2 separate regions of the Mus musculus genome follow, and region 2 is linked to region 1. The links are chromatin loops, found by intact Hi-C in ENCODE. Cell type or tissue: heart. All regions are shown on one strand. Links, peaks and the distances in the headings refer to the core of each region. The heading gives the core; the rest is flanking DNA.

What was found. Hi-C counts contacts between places; a loop is a spot of excess contacts. Peaks named below come from ENCODE experiments on the same cell type or tissue, not always from the same donor. Only the 100,000 strongest peaks of a DNase experiment are listed, where the experiment ranks them.
Region 2: a loop joins it to region 1, with 3 times the contacts of the local background. A loop is called at or near these places in 4 of 42 quality-filtered maps.

The regions. Positions count from the first base shown.
Region 1 is chrX:14,627,366-14,630,183 of GRCm38, forward strand. No RefSeq gene overlaps it. Among named protein-coding and RNA genes, the nearest start is that of n-TPtgg3, 74 kb to the right of the region's middle. In heart, for the core only: no CTCF peak of the experiment used is centred there; a DNase peak (open chromatin) is centred at 1,306.
Region 2 is chrX:13,713,355-13,716,172 of GRCm38, forward strand. It overlaps Cask (calcium/calmodulin-dependent serine protein kinase (MAGUK family)), which reads right to left. Exons shown (of 27, transcript NM_001284503.1): 3 at 1,312-1,417. Among named protein-coding and RNA genes, the nearest start is that of Gpr82, 53 kb to the left of the region's middle. In heart, for the core only: no CTCF peak of the experiment used is centred there; no DNase peak of the experiment used is centred there.

The DNA.
Region 1 (2,818 bases), core at 186-2,685:
CACTATTGATTAGAACCTCTGAACATTGAATACTACCCCCAGCGAAGGATACTGAAGAAAAATACTGACTGTAGCCTTAGAAACCTAAAGTCTCATACCAAAGGTGTGAATGTTTCTTTGAGGTTTAGTAATTAAATAATGCTTCTTATTTTTACTCTTTGCTTTTAAGATGGCATTAAAGAAGGTTCTAATGAGTACAAGACAAGGAAGCAGAGTCCAATTTTAAGAATTGAATGAACAAAGTGAAATAATCATTTGCAGAAATCTAAGTGTTGACATAAAAAAATTTTAAGAGGCTCAACAGGTAATTAGAAGTAATATGAAATATCAACATTAGTGGCTGAAAATAAAATCTGAAATTCAGCAGCAACTAATTTTAAAAGAGTAATTTAAAGACTTTTACATATGAAAATATTTAATAAAGAATATAAATGTAACCTAATATAGAGAAGCAAAGAGAAGTTGCTACCTGATTATAGAGGTTGTTTTCATAAGATGTCCTACAGTTTCTTTGTATGTGAGAGTAGTTTGATAAGATGGGATTAAAATTTAAATAAAGTGATTAAAATCCTGGAAACTAAAAGACAATTTTGAAAAAAAATAATAAATATAAGCCAGGTGGTAGAATGTGCCTTCACAGACACATACACACACACACACACACACACATATTGCATTATTTTATATATGTATTACTTGAAATGAAAAACTACTTCTGCAAGATTAAAAAAAATGACTGCCTATCATAGGAGGAAACAAACATTTTTGATGTGTGTATGTGTGTGTGTATGTGTGTGTGACCTGTTTGAAAATAGGACTCTTCTAAGGCCAGATCTCATTGAAGCATGAAAACAATAAATCCTTTCCTGCAAAGACACAACCATGTGAGCATTTCAGAGTGAAACTATGCGAATTGTTTATTCAGCTTTTAAGCTCTTCCCTTTCACAGCGGATGTAGACAGCAATGGGGACTTGCAGGGGGATTTGTGAAGAAATGTCTTTGACAGCTGTTGGCTGTCTTCCCCACAAATGCCTTCTGTGGTAGGAGGACTAGGGTTGTTCTCTCTTTAACTTCAGTCTGAGGAGAACAAACGATTCTGAGACGCGGGGAAGTAGGTCCTCAATTAGGGGGAGCAGGGAGGACCTGGATTGGGTTTGCTCAGAAGTCGAGAGGCTCTGTGAGGAACAGGAAATTGCTTTGATGATAAAGTAAAATATACCCGCACTGCGGTGGCCATCCATCCCTGGAGTTGGCTGGTGCCCAGAGGTCAGAGTGCTTCCCAGGGATTAGACAAGACTGCATACAGAAGAGAAAGCCAGCCTGGAGCTATGCACATCTTTATCCTAGAGAAACACTACTAAACAGCAAAAGAATGTGACTCATCAGGGACCTAGAAGGAGCGTCCTGGACTCAGGAAGTACACAAATACTGAAAGGGAAGCAGCCAGGGGAGGAGCTACTTTGGTCCGGTTCACAGAAAGTTCAGATTAATGCCTCAGGGGAAATCTCTGTAAATGCTCTGAGAATAAAAGCTAACTTCAAGTGTCTAGAGGCTTAGTGAACATGAAATCCTCTTTGGCATGCTCCTTTCTCTTTAGGTCTTTTGGAATCAGAAAGCTAGCAAGGAAGGCAGCAGCAGCAGCAGTTGGAAGGCTTTATGTAAAGACAACAAATAGAAGGATTGTAAAAAAAAAAAAAAAAAAAAAAAAAAAAAAACAAATAGAAGGATTGTGGACTGTTCCCACAGCACAGCCATCTCATCTACAGGGGGCTCAAGGAGGTAGAAACAATGTAACTACAGCAGACCCAAGTTACAGTTCATATACAGCTCTATATACAAACTCCTGCTAAAGTATCAAAAGTGTATTGCTGAAAATCCTTTCATGCCCCTCCCCAAATTACGCACTATGGAGAACTGGATCCTGAACAATATATAATTAAGTGAAACCACTCAAAACCCGTGGAAATTTCTAACCAGATTATTAACAAAACTGATAGAAATCCTAAATAAAATGTCCATGTAGTTCAATCTTCATTGAAATTTACACAAAACCATGTAACAGAATGATCTCTGAGCACTCTTCCACATTGTACCTTTACTATTTAAGATACTAAGGGCATTCTGTTCTGAGAAGAAATTTTTATCCACACTGTAAATCAGGTCCAGAGCACAAGCATTTTTAAGGCTGCATTCATCTTCTTCCCTCCATCTCTCCCTCCTTCTTTCTTTCCTTATAATGAATATGATTTATATAATATCGTATCTTAAGTTAACACACACACACACACACACACACCTCAGTATTGAATTTTAGAAAGTCCCAAGAAGCCATCCAATTGAAATTATTGAAGAGAAACGTTCCATACCATCATAAAAGTTGCTCACCAAGATACTGGTTCACTTAGGCTCGTATGCCAATCTCATCACTTGATCAGATTTTCAAGTGTCTAATACAGTTTGGTGTTAAATTCAATTTTTCTTTTAAATTTTACATGGTGCCATTACCTAGACACAGTTATTGCAATCACAACATAGAAACAAAGAAGAAATAAAAAGAGACATAATAGAAATGGAACACAAGTCAGGCACTATCATGAAGATCTCTATTTGGCCACTGAGTACTAACTAGATGCAAGTCCACCTGAGGATAAGAGATGACTGGTAAACTAACCAGTTATGCCAGGAAAAAGAAAGCAATTTAATTCAAGACCAAACTCTACTAGACATTTGAAAAAAGACAAATAGAGATTTCTCTACCAATGATCACCAATTATGTCTAGTCATATCAGAGTTTGAATCTCCAACATTCTTCAAAGG
Region 2 (2,818 bases), core at 273-2,772, 910 kb before region 1:
ACATTTACATCTTTCCCAGTAAAAAGTCACTTATGTAGCTGAACTTTTCTTCAATTTGAGTTTCTTTGTTTCAGTTCTTTAGATTCAAACTTCTACATAGATAGGTAAAGTATTAGTGAGCCTTCTATAGGGTGCAACTTGTAAAATGCCTCCCTGAGGTTCCCACTTCTTGCTATGTAGGTCTTGGTATGTGAGCTTGATCCAATGACTCATTTCTAGATAATACAATATGCCAGAAGAGATGTTGTGCAACTTTTGGAATTAGGTTCTAAGGTTGATGTCTATTTTTGTTGCTTGCTCTGTCAAAGCTAGTAGCCATCCTAATTTATGAAGAGGTCCAATGACAAGGGACAAAGGAATGCCTCTGGCCAATGGCTCTTGGGAACTGAGGTCCTCACTCATTACATGATTGCTAGCAGCCATGTGAATGAAATTGGAAGCACATCCACCCTCAGTAGAGTCTTAAGATGCTCTGGCCCTTAACTTAGCATCTTGTGAGTGATCTAGAGCCAGAAGACTTATCTAAGTTGAACTTCATTCCTGATGCTCAGAGAGTGAGGTAATACATGGATATTGCTTAAAAGTCACTAAAGTTTAGAGTAATGTATTATGAAGCAATAGACAATGAATACATGAATACATCATCTTATTTTGATATCTTGAATAGTGAAGCTGGTTATCTTCCTTTTTCTATTTTCCTAATCAAAGTCATGGGTTAATTTTAAATAGAAAGAGATTAAAGACAAAATATTGAATAATGATATCCCATAAAGCTTTACATAATCTCTTTGAACATTTATCCAAGCATCTATAGATTATTTAGTTGTGCTTGGCTCACACTGCTCCATCTTAAACAAACTTATGTGACTGTCAAAGTGAAGTAGCATATTGAAATCAAGACACTGTTAGTGGAGAAGTTTCCTTTTATGGCAATATGATTACATAAAAAGAGAAAGTTATGTGTGTTATTATACATTTTGAGTTGCCAGAGAGACTTTCTATGTGGAATCCTCTACTTTCATCTTCCTCTTCTTCACTAAGATCCAAACTCAAGATTTTGGGAGACTCTAGGTCATTTTAGAGCCTCTTCTCTGAAGAGTACTGACAATGTAAGCGTACTTGGTATGGCCAGCTTTTGTTGCCTTTGCCATTTGTCCTTAAATGAGAAAGTCCTTGTTTTTTACCTGTGACTCCAGGTCTCTTGAATCAGATGAGTCCACAACTGTTGCTAAACTTGAAGAAAAAGGTGTTAAGATTTTCTGCAACCAATATCACTTAAAACTTTACTCGAGAAATAAAATGTCCACTCACAATTCAAAAACCATGTAAAGCATCCCATCTGAGCTATATGTCTCCAACAGCTCTACAATGTGTGGATGCTTCAGCATATGACAGATACTGGCTTCCCGCTTTAGATCTGCAAAACAAACACACAGCACACTTCATTAGGTAGGAACAAGAGACAATTAGAGTGAAGGATGAATGAATGGATGGATGTGATCTATGGTAACATGAAGACTTCTCTGTCTAAAAAGATGAAATCCCCCATTTAAACTAAGCTTATCTTCTCACCCTTTCACATCTATGGCAATACAACATTCCATCTTTGTCAGCTTCCATCCAGATATGGGAGGAAGCTTTTACTAATAAAGGTTCTCATTCCTTTGTGCACAGAATCAGCTTGTCCCAAAGTAAAATAAGTGCATGTATATTCCCACAAACTCTTCCAGTCAAGTTTCAGCCTCCAAATTGATAACTTCTCCTTGATCTGCTGATAAGTAACTCAATTTATTGTTTTGAATTTTACCTTTATCTTACTTTTCCTTAAGCCAGATAAGAATAAAATATAGCACTTAGAGACATTTCACAGAATTTATGTGGAATATAATAAGAAATAGTATGGTTTACACAAAAAGGCACTGTTCCCACAGCTAAAGTTAGGATGAATCAACTGATTAGGTTTTGCAGTGATGGAAAAGGATTTCAGGGTCTTCTGTATTATAAATATTTGGTCTGTTGTTAAATTACAGCTCTAGCCTGGGGAATTTTAAAATATTATCTACAAAACATGTTGACTAACTCAGGATCTTTAAAAGAACAAACAGATAATGCAGGTAGCACTACCATGTATAAGATGAAAGTACTGTTTGCAGCTGGGCATGGTAGCATCTCTTTGTAATCCTAGCACTTGGAAGGTGGAGGTAGGAGGATCAGGAGTTCAAGGCTACCTATACCTAGATGGTGAGTTTAAGGCAAACCTGGGCTACATGAGACAATATCTTATAACAATAACAACTACAAAACAACAACAAAATAATCCTATTTGGAAAACAAAATTAATATCAACATCCTCACATTAATGTTGGGCAGGGACATCACTTGTTTTATATATAACTAAAGTCTTCCACTACTAATAGTGCTAAACCTGTTTGCTGATGCATAAAATACAATGTGGTGTTGTTATATCTGAAAGTAGAAGGGGAGACAAGAGAGTACCAAGTCCACACTGCACAATGCAATAGACAACATGAACTCTTTTTTTGTTTATTAATTCAAACTTAGTCCTGTCATCAAGAGTAATGGTTGCAGATAAAACCTTACAAAACCTACTCACATACAGGCAACATAAAGAAAAGAAGGCAGTACAGAATAGGTACCATGAGAAACGGAAAGATCAATAATACAATGTTAATAAAGTCAAGCACATAGAGAAAATAAAGGTATATAAAGGTTGGAATCTGAGAAAAAGCCATGAACATTCTGAGCTGGTAAAGTTCCAAGGAGAGGTCAGTCAGTGTCAGGAACTAGGGAAGTCCTG